Regions from separate parts of the Mus musculus genome. Here all the other regions are linked to region 2. Evidence: chromatin loops called from intact Hi-C (ENCODE). Cell type or tissue: heart. All regions are shown on one strand. Links, peaks and the distances in the headings refer to the core of each region. The heading gives the core; the rest is flanking DNA. Region 1 holds the start of Mapkbp1 (mitogen-activated protein kinase binding protein 1). Region 2 holds the start of Ehd4 (EH-domain containing 4). Region 3 overlaps Ehd4 (EH-domain containing 4).

Evidence for each region. Hi-C counts contacts between places; a loop is a spot of excess contacts. Peaks named below come from ENCODE experiments on the same cell type or tissue, not always from the same donor. Only the 100,000 strongest peaks of a DNase experiment are listed, where the experiment ranks them.
Region 1: it touches region 2 in a loop (3-fold over the local background); 3 of 42 quality-filtered maps call a loop at or near these places.
Region 3: a loop joins it to region 2, with 2.8 times the contacts of the local background. A loop is called at or near these places in 19 of 42 quality-filtered maps.

The regions. Positions count from the first base shown.
Region 1 is chr2:119,971,909-119,981,862 of GRCm38, forward strand. It overlaps Mapkbp1 (mitogen-activated protein kinase binding protein 1), which reads left to right and starts at 791. Exons shown (of 30, transcript NM_011941.3): 1 at 791-1,260. The coding sequence starts at 1,144. In heart, for the core only: no CTCF peak of the experiment used is centred there; no DNase peak of the experiment used is centred there; H3K4me3 peaks cover 855 bases; H3K27ac peaks cover 348 bases.
Region 2 is chr2:120,149,519-120,159,472 of GRCm38, forward strand. Ehd4 (EH-domain containing 4) reads right to left here and starts at 5,057. Exons shown (of 6, transcript NM_133838.4): 1 at 4,722-5,057. The coding sequence starts at 4,957. In heart, for the core only: a CTCF peak has its summit at 8,299 (motif pointing left); a DNase peak (open chromatin) is centred at 5,123; H3K4me3 peaks cover 2,809 bases; H3K27ac peaks cover 3,005 bases.
Region 3 is chr2:120,093,474-120,103,427 of GRCm38, forward strand. It overlaps Ehd4 (EH-domain containing 4), which reads right to left. Exons shown (of 6, transcript NM_133838.4): 4 at 8,547-8,959; 5 at 3,490-3,654. Among named protein-coding and RNA genes, the nearest start is that of Sptbn5, 9.5 kb to the left of the region's middle. In heart, for the core only: CTCF peaks have their summits at 786 (motif pointing left) and 986; DNase peaks (open chromatin) are centred at 728, 4,608, 5,518, 6,608 and 1 weaker place; H3K27ac peaks cover 6,095 bases.

The DNA of each region.
Region 1 (9,954 bases), core at 741-8,740, 180 kb before region 2:
CTCTGCGTGAGTCATTGTGTTAGGCTGGCCGGAATCAGAAACGATTCCAACTGCGTTAAATCCCAGCACTTGGAATGGAAAGGAGTTCTTTTGGCAGCATCCCAAACCCCCCCCCTCCTTTTTTTTTTTTTTTTTTTTTTTTTTTATGAGTTAGGAATTAAATTTCAGCCGTAATCTCCTAGGCCCACCAAATATCAATCTTAGGCCTGGAGGCGTGGTTATCAAAGTTCTCTAAGAGGACCATGCCTGATAATACCGTAAAAGGCCAGGTTCTCTCAATTCTAAAGCAATATTACATTGACCTTCCTTTAGGAGCGGTACCCACAATTATACTGTGCAGAATCCGAGACCTCTGCGTTCTTGGTTCATTCCTTGGTTCCGCCCCCATAGGCATCAGTCGTCCAATCGGGAACCAATCTGCCACAGACCGCACCCCCTTTACTAGGCCCCGCCCTCCCAGCGCAGCTCGGCCCAGGCTCTAGTTCGCGTTTTGAGCCGCTGGTGCCACCATAGCTACTGCTGCGGCTGCGGCAGCAGAGCTGAAGCCGTCGATCGCGATGCCGGAGGGCGCTGTGAGCTGGGCCCCAGCGAACGGGGGCGCTGACGAGTAGTAGGGTTTCTGAAGTAGGCAGTGGGTGTGGGGGGCTAAAACGGAGCTCCCAAGACTCGGGTGCGGGAGGGAGCTTCTCGCATCGGCTCGGGCCAGCGTGAGCCCGGCGGCCAGCTCGGTGCTTCGGCCCCTTGCCCAGTGGCTTCGGAGGCCTCCTCCCTTGGACACCTCAGTTACCATGGGAACACTTGGGCTGTAACCGGCGCCCGACTGGTCACTAGTTCATCCGATTCTTCAGTTAAACGCCTCTGGCAGGTGTGGGCCTGACATTTCTTCACTCCAGGGGTCGTCCTCCCCTTGTAAAAAAAAATCTAGCAGGCTAGGGTGGGGATGGGGAGTGGGAAAGCGCAGGGCAATGCCCAGAGTAAGAGTTGGTGACAAGCAGAAGACACCTACTGTGATGATAAGGTTGCTTCTGCCATCTCAGGCCAGTGAAAGTGCATATCCGAAGGCTGTGTTGAACGAGAAGGCAGTACCGCTGTTGAGACAAGTCCAAAGGCTAGGCCAGGGACTGTCCTTAGGGGCTCCTCGTTATGATGGCTGGAGAAGGGTCAACCATTACTAGCCGTATCAAGAACTTGCTGAGGTCTCCATCCATCAAATTACGCAGAAGTAAAGCAGGAAACCGGAGAGAGGACCTCAGCTCCAAGGTGAGTCCTGTTGGGAGCCACCTCTTACCTACTCTGTCCTCTCCTGCACTTCGTTCCTTTTTTTTACCTTTCTCTTTCTTGAGGGGCAGGAAGGGGGTGGAAGAATGAAATTTCTCTGTTGGCTTTAAAAGATCATATACGCTTATCTTTGACGACCTGATTTGAAGTTGGAAGAACAGCAGGCGTGGGTGGGCATGCTGAGACGCAGCCATGGCTTGAAGAAGGGCATAGGAAGGCAAACTGGGTTTAACAGGGCCTCAGTTTAAACTAAGTGTGTGCTTGGGAAACAAGTTGACATTTTATGACTCAGTTTCTCTTCTTAGAAGAGTACAGTGAGATCACATATTCTGTAAAGGACCTAGCTGTGACTAATGTATTAGTGTAACAGTTGGGGTTATAATGCCAGACTGTACAACAGAAAGAATATACTAATACACTTCATCTAAGAGAGCAAAACAATTTTTTGACAAGCTTAGTGATGCATGCCTGTAATCCCAGCACTAGGGAGTCAGAGGCAAGTTCAGCCTGGTCTATATAACAATTTCCAGGGGGAGCCAGGGCTACATAGTGATACCCTGTCATGTTCAAAGATGTAGAAGATTGGGCTGGCAAGATTGGACTGGTAGAGACCTTTGCCAACAAGCCTGATCTGATTTTGATTCCTCGGACCCACATGGTGGAAGGAGTAAACCAACTCCTGGAAGTAGTTCTCTGATCTCCACATGTGCATGCACATATGCAGGGGAAGAAATAAATGTAAAATGGTTTATCTCTTTAAGATACTTAAGTTGCTGGGCTAGAGCGATGGCTCAGTGGTTAAGAGCATTGGCTGCTCTACCAGAGGTCCTGAGTTCAATTCCCAGCAACCACATGGTGGCTCACAACCATTTATAATGAGGTCTGATGCCCTCCCTCTTCTGGCATGCAGGTGTACATGCAGATAGAGCAATCATATCCATAATATAATATAAATAAAGATACTTAAGTTGCTTTAACTGGAACGTCTTGGTTTCTCGTGATAACATGAAGGAGCCACGTGTGTGTGCCAGAAAGGCAGCTCTCCTGGTCTGTCCTTGTGGCACTGCTCATTCTGAGCATTGTATGCCAGCATCCTTCTTCTGGGCAGACGTTCATCCATCTTCCATTCTTATACATGTCTGGGATTTGGTCCTTATACTTTTTTTTTTATTTGTTTGGTTTTGTTTCAAGGCAGGCTCTTGTTACACAGTCCTGGATGGGTTCGAACTATAAACTTGTGCCACAGCCTTCTGAGTGCTGGGATTGCTGGCATGCCCAGCTCATATTTTATTCAGTTTTGAGACTCATCACAATTTGGGGCATACAAAAGTAGAATACATTTATTTACAAGATTTCCCTTGAGGGAGTCTTGAGCATTGTTCCCACAGGATCAGATTAGGTTTTGTGTCTTCCTAGGAGCCCATAAACATAGTAACTCTGTGTGGCATAGGATTGCCAAGGGCACAGTCCTTAGAGACAGCAGCATATTGTTGCTCTACCTTAGCAGAGCAATAATTGGCTTTGGTGCCCCTTTCAAGGATTTTTTTTCCGAGACAGGGTTTCTCTGTGTAGCCCTGGCTGTCCTGCAACTCACTCTGTAGACCAGGCTGGCCTTGAACTCAGAAATCCACCTGCCTCTGCCTCCCGAGTGCTGGAATTAAAGTCGTGTGCCACCGCGCCTGGCAAGGATTCTTATTAATAATTGTTCCTATTCTCTAGAGACAGAAGAATGGGTACTCCAACTTAGAAACTCATAGATAAAACTTAAAAAAAAAACCTTTCACTTATCATTATCATTACATCATGATGTGTGGATGCATGCAGCCACACATGTGCCGTGGTGTTGTGGAAGTAAACATGGAAAGCATTTTTGCCTACCAAGCCATCTTGCTGTCCCTAACGATATAGCTCCAGCTGCCCTACAACACCTGACTGTGTCTCTCTCTCCTCAGCATATCCTGCTGTCGTGCCCCACCATAACAGGCACCTTTCTGACTCGTGGCAGTGCTATTAGACCAAGTTTCTCTTCTCTTTTGGCTCTTTTTCTGGCCAGGACTAGTAAACATAATAGGGTATATTATGGGAGTTCAGCTTGTGGTATGAGTACTTACCATGAGTGCTCTAGAATCTGGAAGATGCCAAGGCCATCCTTAAAGACTGGCACATCTGTCATCATTAATGTGTTCTACAAGTTGAGTGCCTATAGGGTGACCAACAGTGAAGAATACATTATCCTTGCCACCAAGGAGCTTGTAGCTAATTAGACATGTGAACAAGTAATGACGACCAGATTTGGTAAGTGCTGCCGTAGAAATATGCACTGAGTTACTAATGGGATTACGGGGGGAAAGAAATTAGGAAAGACTTCACAGAAGAAGGATATTTGAACTGAGTCCCGAGGTAAGAGAGGGTCACTCTAGGAAAACAGTAAAGGAAGACATCTCTGGCATCACCATTAAACATTCTCGTTCCAAGTAGGAGATCGGTGCTGCCCTTTTACTTGAGTCAGAAGTGTCTCTGTGCACCTGCCTTTAAACATATTTTTTTGTGTGTGTGGTTTTTCGAGACAGGGTTTCTCTGTATAGCCCTGGCTGTCCTGGAACTCACTTTGTAGACCAGGCTGGCCTCGAACTCAGAAATTCGCCTGCCTCTGCCTCCAAAGTGCTGGGATTAAAGGCGTGCACCACCACACCCAGCTAAACATATATTTTTTTAAAGATCTATTTATTTAATTTATATGAATACACTGTAGCTGTCTTCGGACACACCAGAAGAGGGCATCAGATCCCATTACAGGTGGTTGTGAGCCACCATGTGGTTGTTGGGAATTAAACTCAGGACCTCTGGAAGAGCCGTTGATGCTCTTAACCACTGAGCCATCTCTCCAGCCCCATTTTCAGTTTTTTTAAAGATTTATTTATTTGTGTATTTTATATAATATAGGCACTTTGAGTGTATATCTGCATACCAGAAGACATCATCTGAAGTTGTGAGTTGCCATGGGAGTGCTGGGAATTGAACTCAGAACCTTGAGAAGAGCAGTGAGAGAGTGCTCTTAACCACTGAGCCATTTCTCCAGCCCCTGTGTCTTCATGTTCTTTACCCCTTTCACAGCGCACTGTGAGGACACTGTAACTAGACAGTGAGTGGGAAAGGAGTACAGGGTTGAGATAGAGGTGTCAGTGCAGATGAATGCGGACGTGCAGAAGAATAAGAGCTGATCAGGAAGAGCTCTGAGCTCTTGAAAAATCAGAACCAGGATTAATGAAATAGAGAGAGCACTGCTTATTCCAGGCTTTTTACTCAGGAGGGAGCCATTGAAACATGGTTAAATATGGTTTGAAGCCAAGATGAGAGCCAGCAATAAAGGGGGGGGGGGTTAATGACTATAGGGAAATTAGATAAGCAATGAGATTTTATCAAGCCTTTTCACAGGAAAGGGGGTTTCTATATAGAGTAAATTGGAGAAGACTGGTTTGAGATTTGATGCCAGGGCTGCAGATACTGAAAGAACTTGAAGCTCTCTTCGTTGTGACTTTCAATTCCAAATCCTGTACATTTGGTGTTCCCCACCTCTCATCTCAGCTGAGGCTGCGTTTTCTTCAGGAAAGAAATGTGTGTGCTCTTGGTAGCCAATCCTCTCTCTCCCCCCTGTTCCTGAAGCTTCTGAAGACTTTTGTATAGATGCAACTTGAGTTGTTCTATTTTTACAAAGGACAGAAATGGCTGAGCCGGCAAGATTGAAGTTAGGAACACAAAAGGATTGCCTGTGCTAAAGGGTCTTTTTAAAAGCCATCTTTCCTAGTCTCTATTAACCTGCTGTGGGTTATATTATTCTCTCTGATAACACCAGGCAAGGCGGTTTTCTTGTAGCCCAGTTTTATGATTGCACAGCTTTTCTTGTTCTCTCCTGTATGATTACATGGGCTTACTCTGGGCCTTTTAATATACGGTAGCTCTAAGAAGGATGTGTAGGTAGGTTTCATGAAGGAGCAAAGACTGCAATAATCTGATCAGCCTTTGCTTAGTTTTTGAGCCCAGATATTAGTATAGAAAAGCCTCTTCTGCCTTTTTGTTAGAGGGAGCTGTATTTATTTTCAAAGCCTTTGTGAATCAAAGACTAGTTTGGTGCTGACTGCCTGGGAGAGTGGTTAGTAGGGCCTCAGATTATTAACATTTTAAAAATAAGTATTCTGCGGCCTGGGGATGCAGCTCAGTTGGTAGAGTGCTTGCCTAACATGCATGACACCATAAGTCCCATCCCCTGTCCCCCACACATATAAACCAAGCAAAGCAACACACACCCAAAGTCCCAGCACGTGGACAGTTGACACTAGTCTGGATTATATGAGATTCCATCTCAAAAAGAGAAGGAAAAGAACCCTTTTCTCAGGAGCCCTTCTCACTGTGTGGAGGCAGAGCCCCATGGAGTGGAGTTTGGTAGCTGGGTGTGTATTAAGTTCTGTCAGAAGCCCACCGTCTGTTATGAACCTCTGGCCTAAGTTGGTTTTATATCCCAGTCCAGCAGTCCAGCCTGGGACATATGCTCTTTTCCATCAATAGTTTTTTATTCTTGTCTGTCTTCTAGACTCATAGCTGCACAGAATGTGCCGTGTGTATCTACCAGAATTGCACTGCTGTGAGGTCAGACCTATGGAGTCAGTTGTTGTCTTACAAAGACAGTTCCCAGGAGTTTCCCTTGCCATCAGGAGCAGGAAACTAGATGATACCATCTGATGAGCCCAGGCCAGCTTTATGTCTCACCATTCCAGGAACAGCTCACTTTAGGACACCTAGGAATGAACAGATCTCATTGTTTGATATATACTTTCTAAACTCTCCACTTGGGACAGATGAACAAGAATAGAGGTCTAGGGCCAGTAGCTGAGCCTCACCCCCAAGCCCCTTAAACTCTGCCCTCTTGCCTCAGCCTCCCCAGAGCTAGGATTGTTGGCATACGCCACCGTGCCTGGCGTGGAGTGTTCTGTGTTAAGGCTTATGGAGTGTCTTGAAATCCTTAGATTGTATGAGCAGTGCTGCCCTCCTGGCTTGGATCATCTTCCCTCGGTGCCACTAGCCTTTGAAGTGATTCTCCTCACCTCTGCCCTTTTGTCTGAAAATATCCTGGCCTCTTCAGAGTCTGAGTTGTCTCCAGGGGCTCTGCCCATCTCCTTGGCTACACTCTCTCCAGAGTCTCTCCCTCGCTTTGCTGTTCTGGCCACATTATCATGTTGGATCAGCCTTTGGTATTTTTTTCAATGCCAGGATTAAGCCCAGAGGCTAGACAAACACTCTACCACCACGTGTCCCCAAGCCCTCCCTCAACCCCACTGGATTCTAAGTTCCTACCAAGTAGACCTTGGAGTTCTCTCCCATCACTTCCATTTGTCTCCTGTGTGTTCTCATTTCTTGATGAATGAGGAAACACAGGTAGATGTGAGGCAGAAGCCTGATTCTCTGCCATCCCCAACCCCTTGACTCTCCAGCTGGGCTGGGAACTGTTATCACTGCCCCTCAGAGAGCAGGCCAGGGCTTGAAATCTAGAACTGTTTATTTAAACTAAGCTTCTCTGTGAACATCGACTATCAAGCTGTCCTTAGAGTATCTGTTGGTTTTACTTCATGTTTAGTGTTGTTAGGGGGAAAAGCTACAGTGTTTTCAATAGGCTTTGTTATGTTAGACATCTGTTTGCATTGCTACAAGCTAAGCCTCCTAGTTCTCCTTCAGTGCAGAGCACAGAGTTTTCTGCCTGCCTCCTTTGCACAGCGCTTCCCCAGCTCTCACCGAGTGCAGGCCCAGGCTAACCCACCTTCTTTGGTGTTTACTGTTCTACTGCTGTGAGAATTCCCTCCCTAGGGAGACATCAACTGTATCTACTCCTTCCTTATAAAGTTCCAGTGACAAAGCAAAGTCACATTTCACCAGAGTTGACCCTGGGGAGCTTATTGTGCTTGCTACAGAGCATGGGGAGGGGGTGGCAGGAGTTTGGGGGACCCTAGAGCGGCCATACTGGAAAGTTGTCACAGGATATGCATCCTTCTTCAGCTTGTATGCTTCAGCTCCTCTCCAGACACTCTGATAGCGTAGTGCACATGCAGTCAGGGCAGTCACATAAAAGTGGCTGGGAGGCAGAGGGAGGGGAGCAGCCGGAATCTCGGGGAAGGTGCAGTGATTAACCCTCTACCCTTCTCGGAGAGGACATCAGCAGACAGCTTGGTGGTGGTCTCTTGAAATCATGGCTGATGGGATGAAGATGGCAGCTGTTCTGCTTGGCTTTGCCTTCTTTATTTTTCTTAAGAGGAGAACTTCTTCTGTAGGCCAGGCTAGCCATGGTAGTTCTCCTGCCTCAGCCCTGCCTCCCAATGCTGGGATCAGAGGCTTGTGCCACTCCCACCCTTAACTTCTGTTATCTCCTACTTAAAATTTAAAAATGAAAGGGGGCAGGGATTAAGGGAGAATAGAAGTGAGCATGACAGTCACTTTTATGTATTCTGTATCCATCCCAAGGGAATCTCCCATTTTCAAAAGAACATCTAGAAACTTTGATAGCCAGTGTATAGTGTACAGGTTGGAGAAGGTGGGGTTTGTTTGTTTTTTAAATGATTTATTTTTATTTTATATGAATTGGTGTTTTTCCAGCATAAATATCTATGTGAGGTGTTGGATTCTTAGGATTTGAAGTTTTAAGTGTTGAGACTTTTTCACATCCTTCCTTACTCTGCCCTTGTAACAGCAAGCCCATATAGTGCTGCTTTTGGTTTTCTTTGTCTATTTCTTTCTCTTTTTCTTTTACTTTTTTTTTTTTTGACAAATCCTTGCTGAGTATTGCAGGCTGGGTTCAAACTCACAGCCCTTCTGCTGCCTTAGCCTGCTGTGTGCTGGTGGTAGGAGAGTCTCACCACACCAGTTGTGTTCATTACCTCATACCCAGGTTCTGAAGGACACTTAGTAGGGCTCACAGAGCAGTCTCCTCTTAGAGTGCCTGGGAGTACATTTTACTCCCTCTCACTGCAACAGAAGAAGTGTGTAGGGCTTTTTCCTAGTCTGTAAAACAAGCATTTGTTAAAGACTAGATTTTTAAAAAAGATTTATTTATTATTATACATAAGTACACTGTAGCTGTCTTCTACCAGAAGAAGGTGTCAGATCTCCTTACAGGTAGTTGTGAGACACCATGTGGTTGCTGGGATTTGAACTCAGGACCTTTGGAAGAGCAGTCAGTGCTCTTACCCACTGAGCCATCTCGCCAGCCCCAAAGACTAGATTTTAAGCTCACATGTCTCATCCTCCCCTAGCACTGAAATGAGGCTGAAGATGCTTTCTCTCCTTTCTTTTTCATTCATAGTTGAAATTTAAATTTACTTGAAAGTCTTGGCACACTTAGTGCAGTCATATGGTGATAATCACCCCCCCCCCCCACACACACACACACTCACACTTTGTCAAATGCTCTTTTAGAGGCTTCGTGAGAAGAGAGGTTGGTGTTCTTTGGAAATGTTGCTTTTTTATTGGTGCTCCGGCTGGAACCTAAGGCCTTGGTCTAATAAACTGAGCTGTCCCGGGAGCCAGCTTCCCCTCTGGTTGGGGTGTGAGCACTCCTTTTCCTTGATGAGGTGTTACCATCTCACCGTCTGAGAGCTGCCTCACTTCAGCGGTGCTTGCTCCATCTCCTTATATGTTCGCCTGGTCCCTTAGAGGTGCTGGCATGTAACAGAGAAACAAAACTCCTACAAATATATGAAATGCAACATGTAGAAGAATTTATGAAGCATAATGGTATATCATGAATAATTGCTTCCATCATACATGCTGGAAACTGATGACACTTCAGATGGATACTAGGTAGCTGAGCTGGAGTTCAAACCTTGACTTACATAGTTCCAAAGCCCAAATGTAATCATTATTCTGTATCCCTCCCAAGGGAATCTTCATCTTCAAAAGAACGTCTAGAATTTCCATAGCCAGTGTACAGTGTACAGGTTGGAGAAGGTGAGGTTTGGTTTTTTAAAATGATTTATTTATTTTTGTTTTATTTGAATTGGTGTTTTTCCAGCATAAATATCCGTGTGAGGGTGTTGGACCCCCTGAAGCTGGATTTACAGACAGCTGTGAGCTGCTGTGTAGGTGCTGGGAATTGAACCTGGGTCCTCTGGAAGAACAACCAGTGCTCTTAACTGCTGAGCTATCTTTCCAGCCCATTGGTGGAGGGGATGTGTTGTTTCATTTTATTTTTGTTCTGTTTTGTTTTAGATACACATTTTTATCAGAGTTTGGTGGAGTGGCGCAGATCTGTAATCCCGGCACTTGGGAAGTGGGGGTGGACAGGACGTAGGGAGTTCAAGATCATCCTGTCTTCAAGACCAGAGAGAATCCAGCCTGGGCTACACGGTCCTCAGTCTCAGAAACAGAAACCCAAACGATTGTGACCACAGGCGCACTCACCCTTTCCCATCCCTTCCCTAGAAAGATCAGTGGAAAGAATTCCTCCATGGCCAGCTTTAGACCCATGTCTAGCAACCTCTGCCTGTCTGTAGTCTTGCTTTTCCTCTCCCCCTGGTGCTTTCCTGACTCCCTCCCCACAGCTTGCCATGGGATATGTTAGGAAGCATTTAACTTGTGGGTCTGTGGGTAATTGAAGGTCAAGTTGTTGCAGCTGTGTGGTTCCAGATGCCCATG
Region 2 (9,954 bases), core at 744-8,743:
TACAGAATTATGGGGATGAAAATTATAGGCTGCTTCATATTGGAAGAATGTTTTTATTGGTTTGTTTTTATTTTTCAATTCTTGTGATTAAACCTAAGACCCTGGGCATACTAGGCAAGCACTTTACTGCTGAGCTACAGCGCAACCCCAACTGGAATACAATTCACATACTAGAAAATGTACTCATCTAAAATGTAGATCCGTGTGTGGTTTACTCTCAGAGTTCTATAATCAGTACCATTACCCAGTTTCAGAGCACTCTTAGCACTCCAAAAAGAATCTGCGTACTCGTGAACAGTCTCCCTTCAATGCCTGTGCACACGAGAACCCAGCTGTCCCAGCACCTGTTGAGGGACCTAGTCTTTTTCCATTGAACTGTTACTCGTATCTTATCAAGTATCAGTTGACCATAAATATGAAGGTCTATTTTGGGGTTCCCAGGTCCATTGATCTGTCTGTCCTTTGCTGGTGCACGCTGCTTCATTTTCAGTAGTTACATGATAAATTCTAAATCTAAACTGTTCTTTTTCAGAGCTGTCTTCTGTAATCCTAAAAATTATAGATATAGCCTGTCAATTACTGCCTCAAACAAACATTAAAAAAAAAAAAAAAAGCAAAGATTTTAATGGGAATTATTTTGAATCTGACAACCAATTCAGGCGAGGCATGGTGGCATACGCCTATAACCCCAGAACTCCAGAGGCAGGAGTAGGAGCATTACCACAAGTCTGAGGCCACCCTGGGCTGTATAGTAGGTCCAGGCCACGAAATAACATACATCGAGACAGAAAGCAGTTCAGGAGCACTGCCTTCTTAATATGGCCTCCAATCCACAGGTACTGGGTGGTTTTTCCATTTAGTTCCTCCTTAACTTCTTTCAGTGATGCCTCTAATTTTCCAGGCAGAGAAGTCTTGCCTTTCTTTTTGTTGGGCTTATTCCAAGGTGTCAATACTTCATCCTTTTTGGATGCTATCACAAACAGGTTAGTTTGCTTAATGTCACTTTGAGGCTGTTCATCTCATGTTTATACAAATACAACAGATTTCTGTCTTTTGTCAAGATATTTTAAATATAAAACACCATGTGGTCTGCCAACAGTTTTACTCTTGCAATCTGGACACAGCTTGTGTCTTTTCCTGCTTTATTGCCCTGCTCCCTGCCCCTTTAAAGCCTGTCTAGTTTGTTTCAGTTCTGGGGATTGAATCTAGGACGTCACACAAGCTAGGTAAGTACCACCCCTGAGCTAGCCCCCGCCCAGTCTACATAGTTTCTGAAGTCACTTTTTTTCTCATTATAATATGAAACATGCCAAAGTACAGGAGCAAGAGAGGAAGTAGAACTCCTAAGAGCAAGGTTGCCATCTGTAGTTTGAATAGATCTCTGGGGCACCTCCCGAGCTTTACAGTGGAATGATTTTGCTTTATAGCAGCTGGACCCAGTGATCTTTTTTTCCCTAGAGCCTCTGAAATCAATTTCTAAATAAATTTCTTTTTAATTGTGTGTGTTTGTGTGTGTGTGTGTGTTCGCACATGTAAATGCAGGTGCCCATGAAGTCCAGAAGAGGGCATTGGATTCCCTGGGGCTGGTATGAGCCACCAGACATGTGTATTGGGAACCAAACTCCAAACATCTTCTGGATGTTTGGGTCTTTTGGAAGAACAGGAAGTGCTCTTAACTGTGGAACTAAGCCATGAAACTTTTTTCTTTCCAAGTTTTAGACATAAGCCCAACACCTGCCCTTTCTTAGTTATGAAAATCAAAGATGATATGGTCACTTTTACTAGTGCTAATCCCTTCTCCTTCTCTGGACAATTTTTCCTTGCCAGCCAGAAGTAGACTATTTAACACTTCTTACTATATATCCTGTCTTCTGAGAAATAAAATAACCAGACAATAGAGCTGTCAGCCGTTTAACCATTACCCTAAGGAGACTTTGACAAATATCTCTACCACATCTGAAGCTTCCTCCAGCCTTTCACTGCTAAGATCTATAGGCGATTCTACCAATCTGTTCTTTCCATTTAACTTCAACCTCACTCTTTATTTACCCTCTTCCTGGCACTTGCCCCCCCCCCCCTTGGTGAGCATCTGTACAGGGGTGAGCAGATTTTCTCACTACCCCAGGCTCTTCAGGCATTCTACCTGGAAAACTTTCCATCAAAATGAAGGACACACTTAGCTGCCTCACTTCTGTGACTGTCCTGGTCCAGCGCATATAATGTGACTTCTGTTTTCTCCAAAACAAGAGAGAAAAATAAAGTTTGTGGGAGTAAGACACATAATCAAAGGTTATGATGAATGGCTTACAATAAAGAGGAATGTTTCCCTCCATGATGCCGTGGCTCCTGTGTTAGTCAAATGGAAAAGAATAAGTGACTTCATAGATAAGCCCCTTCCCCAAGTTTCTGTGAACACTTAGTACTTCCAGCTAGAAGCAAAGCACCCAGGTCCCTAGCCAGGACCTAACTAAAGCAAGGTCCAAGAAGGCCAGCTCTCATGGACATCTCCTTTGTTTACCTCTCTAAGTGCCAAGTCTCCAGGACAGGTGCCCTCTGTTTACTGTTTTCCTCCTGGAAACCAATCACTTCCCCCTACTGCTCTCTAAAACCAATTTCAGATGCCACAAGTGAAGATTCATCCAGCTTCCTGTCTGTAGTATCTTCTTCTAACCCCAAGGTCCACTTTGGGCCCTTTGTGGAATAGCAAAGCCACTGGCCCAAGCTCCCAGCTAAGGTGATTCCTCCCTGGGTTGCAGCTTCTACTGAGTTCCAGCTCTAAAAAGGGCTTAAGAAGTATAGCCATAAGCCAAGCGTGGTGGTGCACACCTTTAATCCCAGCACTCAGGAGGCAGAGGCAGGTGGCTTTCTGAGTTCCAGGCCAGTCTGGTCTACAAAGTGAGTTCCAGGACAGCCAGGGCTATACAGAGAAACCCTGTCTCGAAAAACCAAAAAAAAAAAAAAAAAAAAAAAGAAGTAGAGCCATGAGTCAAATCTCAGAACCTGCCTTTTAGCCCTCTCCCACAAAGCTTCTCAAAACTGAAGCACAGAAGAATGAGAATATAACAAAATAATATGAGGCGGGGAAAGAGGATTGCTCCACCTTCCTGAGAATTGCGTTGTACTCTCCTACCTGAGGCTTGTTTACGAGTCAGGCTACAGTCAGAGGAATGCACTGTCTTCAGGCTAGGTCAGTACAGAATCAAGAAAGGCTCCCTAATTATGCATAGGTACCGTGAGGCCCATGGCACGTACAGGAGGAAATGGTGGGACTGCTGTGTATCTGCCACCAGTACATTTTAAAATGCTATACTCTTATTGCTCTAAGCTTAAAAGTTCTCTCTTCACTCCTGTAATATTATCCTGATAATTCACAACTGCGACTACCAAGACCTTAATGTACCACCTGCTTGCCATTTATTTTGTTTTTGTTTCCTAGGTTTTGTTGCTGTTCTTATTGCTGTTGTTTTGAAGACGGTCTTTTGTTGTCTAGTCAGGGTTATCCTAGATTGCGTTATGTAGCCCAGGCTGGCCTGGAAGGCAAAATAACCATGATCCAGCTTCCCCAGTCCTTGGATTACAGGCAAGCACCATCTCAACTAGCCCTTTGCATCTGTCAGTTACTGTAATATTTCTAGGTTCATTTCTGAGTTAACATATTCAACACTGTTTTCAGCTAATTTAAAAGCATTACATGAAATAATTTCAACATTATTTTCCCCCTCTCTTCGTTCACATTTCAAACTACAGTGTATTGCCTTTGTTGAGTTCATTCACAGTGTATCTACAGGCCTGGATTTAACATATTTCTTGTAGTGACAACTTTTCTATTTTTTTGGAACTCTTTAGGTCACAGGAGGGGAAAAAAAGGAGGTCATACCTAAAAGAAATGGCATGTCCCCAAGACAGATGCAGTTTTCTGAACACCTGTTGAACATCAAATGATGATGAGTGTTCTAATTCCAAAACTCAGGATCCAGATCTTAAATGTTCAGTCACTTTGCTTCGTCTGATAAGGATTTGAACGTCGATTCTTCCCAAAGATAGGGAAATAGACGCCTCATTTAAAAAGCAGTCCGTTTCATTGTAAATTATTTCTCATCGAGTCACTCTAGAGGAAGCTGTGTGGTTGGAACTGCAGGGCAAGCCGGTTATTGCTTCCGGAGACAGAGTGACCGTGACAAATATTTTCAGTTTGTCAAGGGTGAAGAAATGGAAACTAGCAAACAGTAACCTGACACTCCCCTTCAGTCCACAGGCTGGTGAGGCAGCTACACTGTAGGCTAACTTCCTATAGACCATAAAGCTGGATGATAGCAGCCCCGCCGCTGTGGCGGAACGTGGCACCTAGGGCATGGCAATACTCCTACTGTGGCATTCACTCATTCATTCATTCGTTCGTTCGTTCATTCATTCTCACTGTGCTGGAAGGTTACCTCTCCACCTAGGAGCCGCATTCCTTCATTATCACTTTCAGCACTAGGTTGCACTAATGATGAGCCTTGCCTTCTCTCCCTTTCCTGCACTCCCAGGCCAGGGTGACAGGCTCAAGGAAGGCCTTGGCAACAGCAAGGAAGGGGCTCGCAGCGCGCTGGGGGCCGGTCTCAGGGGAGGGAGCCTTGGGAAACGGGACCCGGGAAGGCGACGGGCCACCAAGCTCGGAGTGTAACCTGAGGGCAGGCCGTGCGCTAGCGGAGGGGTAGCGAGCCGACGAGGCAAATTACCTGATGAACGTGGTCTTGCCCGTGCTGTACTGGCCCACCAGCAGGATCATGGGCTTGTTTTCGAAGTCGGCGTCCTCCAGCGCTGGCGAGTGAAACTCGTGGAAGCGGTACGCCTCCTCCAGCGGCAGCACCTTGCGCTGGTACAGAGAGCGCAGGCCGCCCGTCACCGTCTGCACCGCGTCCATGCCGCCCGAGCGCTCGCGCCCGCCAGCCTGCCGCCCCATCCAGCTGAACATGCTGCCGCCCCACAACTTGCCGCCGCCGCCGCCGCACTTCAGTAAGAACCCCAGAACCCGCGTCGCTCGCTCTCTGTGCCCGACAGTAGCTCTCGCCGCCGCCCGCTCCTGGGTCCGCCCCCTGCCGCAACGACCAATCATCAGCCGCTGCGTCACGGGCGCGCGCTCATTATTCAGCAGCGATCTCAGGTCCTTCCTCATTGGGCGTTTGCCAGCGACTGGGTGGAAGCTCTAGCCAATGGAAAGGCGATCCTTGAATTATTGATGACGGCATCGGTCTAGAGGGCTGATCCCGGAGAGGGTGTAGTCCAGGCGGGGTGACACAGGCGCGTCTACCCGGGTACATCCTTCTGGCCAGGTGGCGTTGGCTTCCGGGCAAGTCTGAGCTGGCAAGAATGAACCACCGGAGGCTGTCCTCCTGGAACTCGACTCATCCCAAGTCTCCGGACGTGGATACTGGGGACAGAAAACTCAGAAAGTTGACAGACAAGTTCCTTTTCCTGGGGCAGGTTATTGCCCTGTTTACTACTGTCGAAGATACTCAGGCTCACCGATATAATTGGCAAAAATTGGAGAGAAAATGGACTTCAATCTATTTGCGCAGACACTTCTGCCTCCATTCAACTCTGGATCAATTAAAGGCCTCTTTCTGCTAGACACTAGTAGAAATAATTGACCATCACCTGTGTATCCTAAGCGAGAAATAGTGTTAGCGCATTTTCAGTGTGGCCAATGAGGCCAGCTGCATAGGAATAACCCAAGAGGCTTGTTAAAATGCAGGTCTCTAGTTCTTGATACAGACCCACCAAATAAAATGTTGAGAGATGCAGCTCAACAAATGCCTGCAGATGATTCTTGTCTGCATAAAGTTTGGAGAAAGATTGTGTGGGAATGACTTCTTGAACTTGGTGGAAATGCAGAGCTGATTCAGCAAGTAGTTGTAAAATTGCATTTTAAAGATCGTTCAGGTGTTGCCAGTGCAGCAAGGGTGGTTTTGTTGTTGGTGGTGGTGGTGGTGGGGTTTGGTTTGGTTTGGGTTTTTTATTTATTTGTTTATTTTTATTTTATTTTATTTTATTTTACTTTTATTTTGATTTTTCAAGACAGGGTTTCTCTGTGTAGCCATGGCTGTCCTGGAACTCATCTGTAGACCAGGCTGGCCTCGAACTCAGAAATCGGCCTGCCTGTGCCTGTGCCTCTGCCTCTGCCTCTCTGCCTCTCTGCCTCTCTGCCTCTCTGTCTCTCTCTGCCTCTCTGTCTTTCTCTGCCTCTCTGTCTCTCTCTGCCTCTCTGTCTCTCTCTGCCTCTCTCTCTCTGCCTCTCTCTCTCTCTCTGCCTCTCTGTCTCTCTCTGCCTCTCTCTCTCTCTGCCTCTCTCTCTCTGCCTCTCTCTCTGCCCCTCTCTCTCTCTCTCTGCCCCTCTCTCTCTGCCCCTCTCTCTCTGTCTCTCTCTCTCTCTGCCTCTCTGCTTCTCTGCCTCTCTGCCTCTCTGCCTCTCTGCCTCTCTGCCTCTCTGCCTCTGCCTCTCTGCCTCTGCCTCCCAAGTGCTGGGATTAAAGGCATGCACCGCCACTGCAGGGCATCAAGGGTGTTTATGACAGCTTTGTTCGTCACTAAAACTTGGAAACAACCAAGATGGCCTTTAGTAGGAGAATCACTAAACTATGTATATCCAGACCAAAAGCTGCTGTCTCTAGGAGGTGAACTTATTAGTGAAGTTTCTAGCTACAAGAACCAGATATATCTACATGCTAGAAACAACAATTGGACATTCAAGTAGAAAATCTGCATGCCTTGGAATAGCACCCAAACAAAGAGATGTTTAGTGCTAAATCTAAATAAAATGTACCAGATCTATATGCTGAGAATCAAAATATATTTCTAAGAGAAATGGAGACCTGAACATACTGCCCATACCTACCCTGTTCGTGGACCAGAAGACTCAACATTAAGATACAAAATTTTCCCCAATTCGTTTAATGCAATCCTCAGCAGGTTTTTGTTTTAGTCAGACTTAACAAAATGATTCTCAATTTCACATGATGGATGTGAAGTTCCCAGAATAAATACAACAATGTAAAATATAACAAAAATGGAATTCTTATATTACCTAATTTCAAGACTAATAAAGCTTTGAAAATCAAGACCCGGTGGTATTAATGCAAAAATTATCTAATGAACATAAACTAATGATATTTCAGCCACAGGCAACAAGTTTTTGTAAGTTTATCTTGACTTATGACATGTTTTAGTTTGTATGAGTACACTCCATGGTGTTTACACAATGCCTAACAATGCATTTCTCAGAACACATCATCATTACCTGTGATGAACGAATATATCGATGGAACAGAGTCCGAAAAGAGGCCTACACATACATAGTCAACTGATTTTTAACACAATAGATAATTTAGTGGATAATTCAAAATGTGTTTGTTTTTCATTTTGGAGCAGAGTCTTATACAACCAAGCTGGCCTCAAACTCACTAGACACCTGCAAATGACCCTGAACGCCTCTGCATTCTGCCTCCATCTCCCAAGTGCTGGGATTACAGGCATATGCCGCTGAGACTGGCTAAGCAAATCTTTTATAGAATCAGTTTAGAATGTTAGAAACGTCACATGCATGAAGCAGTGGGTTCTATCTGCACTACCGACAACAAAAAACACTATCCACATATAGTTCGAGAACAGTAGGATTTCTGTATACAGAAACATGAATTATGGAGGGTTGTAAACCACCAGTGGGTGCTGGGAATTGAACCCAGGTACTCTGCAAGAGTAACCAATGCTCTTAACTAGACCCCCAAATTATGTGCTTTTAATACATACAGTTGATTATATGTCAACCATTCTTTAATGAGTTGCAAAATATTCATATATTTTTGACTCGGGAATTTCATTTTGAAGAAACTATCCTGGAGTTATTTACCCAGAGGAATAATGAATATAAAACTTTATCTGAGAATATGGTTATTATCATTTAGAATACTGTAAAGCTGCAACTAGCTCTCTCCTCACAAATTTAAACAAACAGCGGTTTCCTATGCAGTACCTGAACATTGTATTATATAAGAAGAATTTTGGATTTGGATTGTAGCTCAGTGGTGGAGTGTTTGCTGAGCATGTATGAAGCTCTGGACTTCATGACCACCTGGGCTATGAGACTCTGTCTAAAACAATAAAATAACCAGAGACTTGAAAGATGTCTCAGTGATTAAGAGCACTGACTGTCCTCGCAGACAATGCTGGTTTGATTCCTAGCACTCGGATGGTGGCTCATAACCATTTGTAACTGCAGTTCCTGGGGGATTTGATGCCCTCTTCTGGCCTCAAAGGGCACTGCATGTATGTGGTTTATAGACATATAGGAAAACACCCATACAGATAAAAAAATATTTTTTTAAAGTGGAAAAGATAGATTAGAGAAGCAAATACACATGCAATTATAGAAGACAGCATGGTAGTTACTCAGAAAAATATGAGTGGAATTACTATAATATATAATTAGTATAATATAACTATACATCCAAAGGGATGTAAAACAGGGTCTCAAGGAGGCATGTGCACATCCATGATCACATCCATGATCACAGCCGCATTATCTACATTTGCCAAGAGGCAAAAGCAACTTGAATGTTCATGTATGCGATGTGGAGAGCACAGTGTGGTGGTTGTTATTATTTAGCCCTGCCACATGGGGCAGCATGGGTGAATCTTTGGAGCTATCCCGTGGTGAAGAAGCCAGCCTCAGAGAGGTGACTGCAGTAGGATGCCACTTTCTTGGAGATTTCTGAAGTAGTCAGGTTCATAGAAACAAGAAGTCAAGTTCAGTGGTGGTTACCAGAAGTTTCGGGAAGGAGGAAACAGGGCATTGTTCAGTGGGTATAGAGTTTCCATTTTGCTAGCTGGAAAAGCTACCGAGAGCTGTTGCACAATAATGTGCAGTGCTCACACTTGCTGAGCTGTGTGTATACTTAGAAATGGCTAAGATGAATTTTGTGCTGTATGGTATTGTGTTGTATTTTGTTTTGCTTTGTTTTTGAGCCAAGGCCTTTCTTAAAAATTAAATTAGTTTAATGTTATATGTGTGGGTGTTTTTGTATTATGTTTGTGCATCACATGCAAAGAGGCCAGAAAGAGGGTGTCCAGCCCCCGCCCGAGGACTGGAGCTATAGATGAATGTGAGCCACCATTGGTGCTGGTGATGGGAATTGAGCCTGGTCCTCCTAACTGCTGAGCCATGTCTTTACCCTTTATAGTGTTGGTTTGTTTGTTTGTTTTTAAAACTTTGTTTTTAAGTGGATTTTTGTATTTTTGTTTAAAAATTTTTTAAATACCCAAGGAAAAAAATAGAAGTAATAAGCTCCCAAATTGTAATGCTCCCAGAGTGTGGGAAAAGATAACTTTAGTTTTCTCTTTATGGGTTTTAGAATTTTTCAAACTTTACAGAACAATCACACTTTTGTCTTACAAGCAGGAAAGTAAGGAAGACAAATGAGCTGCCTTTAGGCCTTCAAACAGGAGAGGAAGTCCTGTGGTGCCTCCCTGCCACCCCCACCCTGAAGGCAGGGCTGCCTGGCCTTCCCTCCTGCCTTCTGCTTCCTGCAGCTGCATTCTTGCTCTTGCTAAGTCCCTCACTTAGAGGAGGGGTGACTAGTCCTCTCCCTCACCATCTTACGTCCATTTATAAATGGTGCTAATCCTTTGGTTTGCTTTATTCCCACTAAACAGCTCCAATTCCACCAAACTTTTCATTTGAAGCCAACTAGCCAACTTTTTTTTTTACAAGCTAATCCCATGACTTGCAGTTCTACAGTGAGTGTCATTACATGTCCAGAAATTGCTGTGCTATACAATTCTGTTTAAAAAAAAAAAAAAAAAAAGCCTGATAATAAGATTCACAATTCTCCTTCACTATTTGGAAGTTTTAACATAATTCTAGCACTGGAGAGATGCTTTCCTCCCCCTCACCCCTTGACATCTGCAGCAGGCAGG
Region 3 (9,954 bases), core at 613-8,612, 56 kb before region 2:
TCTCCAGGGTGTGCGGCAGGGCAGGAGTTCTGAGCTCACATTTGGAAGGAGAGCCGCCCCCTAGCACTTAGACTGTAGAGGGGACAGAGCAGCCTATTGTGTCTTCAGAATGGACCTCCCAACACCTGCAAGCAGCCAGCATTGTGCATTTAACCTGCTGTGATGAAACCCAGTTGTCTGCACCTGGCCGGGCCCTGGAACAGGCAGGCCTGCTATGTACAGTGAGTTCTGGTTCTAGGTCCTGCGTGCTCGCTGGTTGATTAGAGCCACAGGATTCTAATCACCTCCACCATCAGCAACAAACAGTGCTCCAGTACTCAGCCCTTCTGCTGACAGTGTCACAGCGAGGGCGAATGAGTCAGCTGCTGAGGAGGGATAGAGGGCCTTCCTACACAAACATTCCAAAGTGCCTGGGTAAGGAGTCTGAATTACCCTGGGTGCAGGGACACCTATCCCATCCTTGGGGACTGACTCTCAGTCTTGAGCACACAGGGTACCTGTGTCTGGCAAACAGCCATGTGGGGATGACATTTGCCCAAACTGCCAGCCTGCAGAGGACAGGAATTCTGATGGCAGCTGTATGAAGAAACAAAGAGCAAACAGCCACAATTCTGCAGGAATGACTAGAAAACAGCAGCTATGTCTGCCCAGAAAGCACACAGGAAATAAACTGGTCCCTGAGGTCCTCACAGACCAAGCAGAGGTGTGAAGGACAAGCTGTTGCCCCTCAGCAGTTTTCAAGCATGTGATAAGGCAGAGCAAGGGAGATGATGGCTCTGCTGCCCTCTGCTGTTCAGGCAGTGCAACTCATCCCCCGGAGAGGAGGGGGGTGTTGGGGGTGGGGTGGGGGGTAAACTCTTCAGGCCAACTGAGTGTGCAGTAACAGCATGGTGTTTCTAGTGTTCTCAACTGGCAGGACAGTCATTGTGTAAAAGGCCAGATTCCTTTAAGACAGACACAGAGCAACATGTGTTGAAGTAAGGGGCTGTCCAGGTGATCAGCCATCTCTATGGATTGGCTAAGTTCTGGAAGCTGTTTTAGGCTTCCTATATATTTTCAGTTAATATCAGTTGTTCTTGGATTTCTGATGGGGTTGAAAAACCACATAGTCTCCTAGCCAACCCAGGCTTTTTACTTTGATAGGAAGAGTTTTGAGAGGATGGTTTTCAGTTGGCATTCAATCTAAAGCCAAGGCATAGCCAGATGTAGAATTATAAGTCTTTTAAGTAAGGATAGATGACAGAGGTTCTGTTTAATTAACAAAGATGATGGACTGGGTGTTAGGTCTCTTGTACTTTATAAATTACAAAATAATAATAGTTATGTTCAATTATATCTGAGACAAAATAGTCTTGTAATTGGACAGAAAGGGGGAAATGCTGTGGAGAGCCCTGGGGCTAATTATATTTATGTTAACTCTGTTATCCTGTGAGTGGCTTCGAACAAGGACTGAGTCAGCACTCAGGTGATTTCCTGTAAACCTGCTTCCCACCATAATTTGTGAAATAAAGGAGAGCTGATGATTGGACAGATAAAAGGAAGGGTGGAGCAGAAGGTTGGGAGAGAGGAAGGAGAAAATGGAAGAGGGAGAGGATGTAGAGGAGGAAAAAGAAAAGCGGAGCAGAAGCACCTCAGGGAACTGGAGAAACCACAAGTCTAAGGGGTCTCATAGATGTGGAAGACGGTGGTAGTGTAGCGGGAGATCTGCCCAGTCTAGGCGCACAGCATGTATCCATATTAACTGTGGTGTGTTTTCATTGCCGGGGCATACCTGGGAGATTTACCTCAACAGGCCCATGTTAATGTGCACAGACAGATACAGGTTCAGGGTCTATTTCTGTTATGGGAGCCCACCTAGGGTCATGTGAGAGGCCCAGAGGGATGGAGTGGAGCTTCCGGGTCTTAGAGCAGTCACTCTGTGGTTTGGGCAGTGTATCACTAATGAGCACCATGACACACATGGGTATTTTTCATTTAAGCCAAGATACTAAGTTCCCTTCCAAATTGAAGTTCCTTTATGAAGGGTGCAAGGGAACAGCTGTTCTGCAGTTGGGCCATGGAGTGCGGGACATAACCTAAGGTGTAAAAGAAAGTCTCAGCTGGGCAGTCGAGGCACACACCTTTAATTTTAGCACTAACAGGCAGAGGCAGGTAGATTTCTGAGTTCCAAGCCAGCTAAGGCTACAGAGTAACCCTGTCTCAAAGGAAGAAAAAAAAAACTCTCTGGGAAACAACTAACCACCTCAAGTTAGTTATCTTGTGGCCAGAAAAAAAGAATTTCCTTGGGCTGGAGAGATGGCTCAGCAGTTAAGAGCACTGACTGTTCTTCCAGAGGTCCTGAGTTCAAATCCCAGCAACCACATGATGGCTCACGACCATCTGTAAAGAGATCTGATGCCCTCTTCTGGTGTGTCTGAAGACAGCTACAGTGTACTTATATATAATAAATAAATAAATCTTAAAAAGAAAAAGAAATTCCTCTTCCGAACAGAACACCCATTTTATTGCTAGAAAGGAAAAGAATATATCTCTGTATTTGTCATAAAACAAATTCCCTCCTACTTGGTTGCCTAGTCTAGCCTTGATATGAGGGTTTGTGCCTAGTCTTATTACATCTTGTTATGTTGTGTTCAGTTGATAGCCTGAGAGGCCTGATGTTTTGTGAAAAGAAATGGAAAAGCAGTGGACTGGGGTGGGGGTTGGGGGTGGAGGTGGGAGGAGAGGAGGGGACTGGAGGAGGGAGGGGAGACTGTGGATGTATTTTATAAGAATAAATTTTAAAAAAAAATTAAAAACCAACCATTTGACTAGATCCTGCGACCAGATCATAGCAGAAGCACTTGCCTTGACTGCAGACATAAGGAGCTGTCACCAGAACAGTGAGTCTCATCCGTTTCCCCGCACTGGCCACGTCAGCGTTTCATTTATTACAGCTGACCTCACCTCTGTGCTGCCCACTCCTTTCTTCCTCATCTCCGAGGCCAGTGGGGAAGAGAGTCCCAACCTTAGCCACACGTTCACTTTAGCTACTCTCTGCCATGCAGTAACACAACCGTTGGTCTCAGGGTGAAACCTATCCACCTATCAGTTTCTTAAATATTGAGACCAAGTTTGAAAGGAGATTTACATACGAACCTAGTCTTTAGCTTCTTCTGACTCTGTGAGTTCATATTCCCATAGCACAGTGACTCCCCACACAGGCATGCCATACATTCTTCAATCTTCCTGGACCCAGGGCCCCAACAAGCCCCACTCTGTGACTGCGGAATCATTTACCTGTAGACATGCTTTGGGAACCCACATCTCTACTAGATATGAAGAGACAAAAAGAGGTGACATTGTACAGCTGGTGGCTGCGTGCCTCTGAGCTCCTGTCATGTGCTTTATAGGGAGGACTGTGGGCCTGTGCAGATGTAACCAGCTAGGCAATGTGGCAAGGACTCTAGTTTCTACAACCTCCTCTTGACACTGTTATGCGTCTCCCAGTACCTGCATGGCCTTGACCTCAGGGAAGTCCCCTGCAGAAATCTGGTATTCTCGCTGCAGCTGAACATAGATTTCCGGGAGCCTGTAGATAAGTTCTCGCTTCTTATTTTCTTTTCCAAACATATTTGGCATTTCCTTCTTCAGGTAGCTGATGATGTAGGCGTGGACCTGAGGGGATATGTCAGATGAGCATATCACACTTTAGACAAGAGATAAATGAGACCCCATTCCATGCACAATTCTGATCCTCAACCACAAGAGAAGATGAGGAGCCAAGCAGCCTAAGGGCAGCTAGAATGCACTTCCAGAGTTCCAGAGAGTGGCCTGGACCAGGTAATCCGAGAGCTGGATTTAAGGAGGAACCAGGGGGAACACATATGCTGAGACTACACAGGAAGGGTAAGCAGAGAGAACCCCAGTGTCCAAGACTGGGTAAGGGGTCCCAACGAAGTAAGAATGACCACTGGGCACGCCTCAAGGGGCAGAATGCTGTCATCTCCACAGGTGGCACTAAGTAACTTCTGTATGAGACCAGCTGCCTGTGACCAGGCTGGACGAAAAGCTCTCTGGGGAGGAAACGCCCCTAAGGGCAAGCGATCCCCAGCAGGGCTGTCTGGCTTGTCACACCCTTCCCTTACAGTCCCATTATTCCACTTACTTCCAACTTCAGCTCAGTAAGTTGTATTCATTACAAAAGTTTTCTTTATAGAATTTTAAATGTACAGAGTAATTCAGACACCAAATAACTAAGATAGGAAAGGATATTAAAAAAAAAAAAAAAGGAGCAGGGGCTGTCGAGATGGCTCAGCGGTTAACTAACTACTCTTCCAAAGGTCCTGAGTTCAAATCCCAGCAACCACATGGTGGCTCACAACCATCTATAATGAGAGCTGACCTCCTCTTCTGAGGTGTCTGAAGACAGCTACAGTGTACTTACATATAATAATAAATATAAAAAAAAGGAGCAGTGATTTACAAATTAACTACGTAGAATGGAAAATGCTACTAAAGAAAACAGACTTCGTTAGCATCTAAGAGAAGGAGGAAGCTGGAGAGAGTGAGCAGATCTGGGCCATCTCTCAGCTGAGAGCCTCTGGTATGTGTGCACATGGGCGGGGCCAACAGGATCTGAACAGCAGGGCAAGCACGAGCAGCGTACACGGGCCATCTGCAGATGCGTGCGTTGGGCTGTATGACTATTGCTTAGGGACCAGCTTCTTAAACAGTGGCTGTTTAACTGAATGTTGGGGTTATCTGAAATAAAATTGGCAACAATTAAAGCTTTCTGAATGCATGACCAAAAATGAACGCACAACCAAGCCTGTGAAGAACCTGAGGTGCTCACTTGCCCCTGAAGTACTGTGTGACTTCATGGCAACTTTGGTTCTGAACATACAACACGTGTACTTGGCACCAAGCATGATGTCACACCACATACTGACAACAAACTGTCCGAAATACCTCTGCTCCGATCCAGACTGTTTGTGGGTTTGTGGTAATAATGTTTTTCAGTTAGTGCTGGGCATGGTAATTCACGTTTGTAATCTCGGCTCTTAGGATCCTGAGACAGGAGGATTGCCACAGGTTGAGGCCAGCCTGAGCTACACAGTATGTTCCAAGTCAGTGTGGGCTACTGAGTGAGACCTATCTCTCACTTGCCCCTGCTAAAAGAATTCAATAATAAACCAGAAACCCAAAAGATAATTTTTTAAGGTGAAAATATGTGAAACGAAAATATATGAGGATGCAGCCAAGTCCTATTGAGCAAGGGCTTGTTATTCTGTTCAGATCAAAGCTGGTTCTAATAACACATGTGATTCTAACAGCCTTAAGGAGGACTTAAGGGGGCCTTTCGAGGCATCTGAGGTCAGCCTTCAGAGAAGCAGGTTTCCATATATAGGCTTGAGCACTGACATCCACAAAGCCCAAGCAAGGATGGAGCTATTTTTAAAGCCTTGCAGTGGATAAGCATTTACGGGCTCATCACTACACACCACACAGAGACTTTCACACACTTCAGCCTCTATCAACCCGATGAGCTACAGAATGCCAAACTTCTCCAAGAAGGAATTTGACACTGCACGCAGGAAAGCCAGGCCCTGTACATTACATGTGACTAAGAGGAAACTACGTTTTTGGAGAGCTAACTAAATTCCACAGAGCTGCAGTGACCCTGAGAGTCCCTGAGCTCTCCTCGTCCTCACCGGCTCCTTCCTCAAAAGCCGCTTTGTTTTCTTGTTGAGTAAGCTTTCCACATGGGTGGGAGTCTTTCCTATCCTTGTGCAGGATGGGGTCTGACAGTGAACTTGATTCACTTTTGGCTTTTGTCCATCTATCCCAAAGAGAAGTTTGAGATCCGCACAGGTTTACAGACAAATAAAACTAAATTCTATTTCCCAAACTTGTATCTGGGCTTTCCTAAAATAGCTTTCTCTGAGGAATCATGCAGTAAGCTTTGTGTGTCATCTCAGAGCAAACAGACTTCTGGCAGGCTGCCTCCCCACCTGACAAAAGGTGAGGAGGCAAAGGCTCGCCCAGACCACGAGAAGCTCTCTTGTTCCTTTGAAGACAGCATTGACAACATAAAAATAGAAAAACAGCAAAATCATTTAATTCCCAGGCTTTTTGTTTGTATTATTAAAATCTCACATCACTGTGAATGATTAAAATAAAAACATGAGCCCCAGAGCCCCCCGGAAGCCAGGAGAGGAGTGGGACAGCATCAGTGGATGTGTAGAGCTACTAACGTCTTGATTTTGGACTTCTGGTTTGTAGAGAGAACTTGTTTACGTCACTAGGCCTATGGTAAAGCAGCCACAGGACACTTACACATGCTATCTGATCCAGCATTTTCCTACCCTCTAGTCTGGTCCCCTGTGGATAGAATTTTTTTCTTCTTTTCCCCCAGGCTGGGGACAGAGCCACGGCCCTGCTCTATTTATTGCTGAGCTTCACCTACAGCCTGTCCCTTGCCTCTTTAAGAATGAGTGGCCAAGCTCATAAATGGAACACAACCTTGCAGCTGCGGGGATAGGGGTACAGCTCTGATGAACACCCACAGCTTGTGCCACCTTAGGGCCCAAGGTCACTGAGTTCAGTTCTGCTTCTTATCCAGCCCAGGCAGCTTCCTGTCCTGATGCTCAGCTGGGGTTGCGACATGTCACGTGCAAATGGCACTGTGGAGCTGGAGATGGAAGTAGCTGTGCCTCAAACATTTTCCTCTGTGAAAAGGAACAAGCCAGATACTATTCTTAGGAAGAAGAGAATATGCTATTTCTTTTCCCATAAGTTAGCTCAGCAAGTTTGACCATCCACCCCCTACATCTGCACAAGGGTTTTCATTATTCAGTGTCAGAACACAGAGGCATTTTGTGCCTTACTAACCTAGGCCATGCTGGTCTGCTCCAAGGGCTCAGGAATGACAGGGAGCACTACAGGCTGTGGTACTCAGCATTTTCCATATTCATATTCATATTCTTTCTCTCTCTCTCTTCCAACTTCCCTCTTTCCGTTCCTCCTTCTTCCCCCTCTTTCTCTCTCTCTTCTTTTGGTCTTTCAAGACAGTGTTTCTCTGTGTAGCCCTGGCTGTCCTGGAGTTTGCTTTATAAAACAGGCTGCTGGCCTTGAACTCAGAGATCTGCATGCCCCTGCCTAAGTGCTGGGATCAAAGGGATGAGCCACCACATCCCACTCTTTCCCTGTTTATGACTGAATATAGCTAGTTGCACGTGTAGTCACTGGCCCCTTAGTGCTGACTGGAAAGTTTAAAATGTCCATGGGCACTAAATTCCATAAAATTTGCAGTCTACAAGAGCTACTAGCTTTGGTTAGAAAGTAATTTAGGCGAGCCGGGTGTGTGGTGGCAGTGGTGGCACCCACCTTTAATTTCATAACTTGGGAGGCAGAGGAAGGCAAATCTCTTGAGTTCCAGGCCAGCCTGGTCTACAGAGCAAGTTTTAGGACAGCCAGGGCTACGCAGAGAAATTTTGTCTTGAAAAACAAACAAACAAAAACAATAACAAAAAGATAATTTACTTTTATATACTTTGAAGGTTAAGTGATTTTGTAATAGCTAGAAAAGAGAAATACCATGTGCTAAAGGGTCACTAAACAGGGAAAACCAGACAGACCTCCTGCCAACAAGCATTCGATCCAGGGTAGTGAGAGCTGCAGCTAAGTGGCTTCACAAACTAGTTAGAGCAATGCCTTGCAGGACTGGAACCAAGTGGCTTAGAACCCTGTCCTGGGGTTAGTTTGGTGACAGAGGGAGGAAAGTGTATGCATGCCGTGGGGTGTAAGAAAGGGAACCAGCAGCTTGTGGAGCTGGGGGCAGCTTCTAGCAGTTCTGGGTTTCACCCTTAAACGCACAGTGCCTAGTGATGATTTTCCAGCATCCCATTGGCTCTGGCAATGCCACCTCTCCTATACTGGACCAGTTGAGATCTCATCATCCTACTACAATGCTACCTGACAGTTTCCTTGTAGTTACTGCGCTGGCCGATCGTACCCAGTGCCCAGGTGCTGTGCCCAGTGCTGTGTCACACAGAATCGCACAAGCACTGCGTGAAAGGCTCTTGTTGGCTCCAGCTTTCAGATCCAACACCAGGCTTCAAAGTCTCAGCCGCCTGCCTGAGACTACAGACTGGGACAGAGCATGGTCCTGGTCCCAAGGCTCTTCTTTGCTTTTTTAAAGTTTAGTTTGTTAGTTTATAGAGAGGGTCTCAGTATAGTCCTGGTTAATTGCAAACTCATAGAGATCCCCCTGTCTCTGTCTCTTGAATGTTGGGGTTAAAGGTACAGTAAGATTATAGTGGGTTGTTTGTTTGTTTTGGACAGGGTCTCACTGTGTAGCCCTGGCTGGCCTGGAACTCCTATGAAGACAAAGCTGGCCTTGAAACTCAAAGATCCACTTGTTTCTGCTGCCCAAGTGCTGAGATTAAAGGTGTCCACCAATCACACTCCCTCCTTTGAACTTTCTGGGATAGAGCTGCCCAATCCTACAAGGGTTAGCAGTGTAATCCAATACCAGCCCAGTGCCCAGTCTGTCATCTCATGCTTACTTTGGCCAACCTTGCACGCTTGATGAGGTCATTGAGTTTGCGCACTGCAGCCTTCTGGGGCAGGCTCTGGATGTCTCGGAAGAGGTCCTGTGCTTCAGCCTCAAAGAGCCGGCGGTTGTCGGTGTTTTGCAGGGGCTGTGCCCAAAATGAACCAATGTAGACTCGAAGTACTTCAGGTGTGTTGATGACCTTGCCCAGAGACCACATGAGGGCCCCATAGACTCGCATCAGCTGCTGTGTATCCACTTGGTCAGCCTTGTTCAGTACCACTCGGATTTTGTCATCCTGGCCCCGGAAGGCCTTGATCGCCTCTGAGAACTCATCTGAGATGTCCAATTTGTGAGCGTCAAAGAGCAGGATGATCCTGTCAACCCTCTCGGCAAACCACTGTAAGACCTGGCAGAAGTCATACCCTGGTGGAGAAAAAGGTCTGTTAGTATGCTGACAACTTTGGGGGACATAAGTTTGGGGGACAGAGTTCCAGTAAAGAGGGCTGAATCTGTGGCAGCAGAGCCTATGACCTGAAAATCATTTCACATGAGGTCTCCTGGAGACAACTTCACTTGACACTCCTGACTCTGACTTCACCCAGCACAGGTCTTGGATAGGTGGCACAATGGACCTCTGATCTTGACACTATAGACCATGGGCTACAGGGCTGGTCTTTGGACGAGTCTCACTTTTCAGAAAACATCTGCAATGAAGAAGCTTAGAGGCCACCTGCAGTTTCCATGGTGTCTGGCAAGCACGGGAATGGAGGAATTTCTTTTAGTCCAAGTTTATAGAGTGTTGAGAAGGTCAAGGGTGGTCTGGGGAAAAGTTGTGATTGATATTTATCATGAGGACTATTTATAGCTTAAGTGTGTTTAAAAAGTATTTTTAAAAACTGTCATACAGAGTATGGTCATTGCCAATTTCTTTTTTAAAATGGCCAGGGCCACAACAAATTCCACTGAGTGTATTTGGCTACCCACCAATCTGTTCCAAATCAAGTAGTTAAGTAAACACTCCTCCTGAGGTCACGGCTGTCAGCCATCTCCTCCAAGGAAGTGAGTTCCCAAGAGAGGTACACAGGCGGCCAGCAGCGGAGGTTATTTTGCTCCCAGGCTGCTCAGCTGTAGCGTAGTCTCCACTTACACACTGTAGCTAAGCCCTCATCTTGCTGCTGCCTTCCCAGCTCGGCTGCCTTGTTCCCTTCCATTTCTAATGGTTTCAAACTCGTGTTAAAAGTCTAGAGAATGATACAATGAGTGCCAACATAGCTACCATGTAATTTTAACATGGTATCTTGCTTACTGCAGATACTTTGAAAAACCAAGCCTGGTTTATTCAGATAACAAATACCAGACTGCAAAAAGAATTAACTAGACCTTCACCTGTCAACACAGGCAGATCTTTACAAACATCC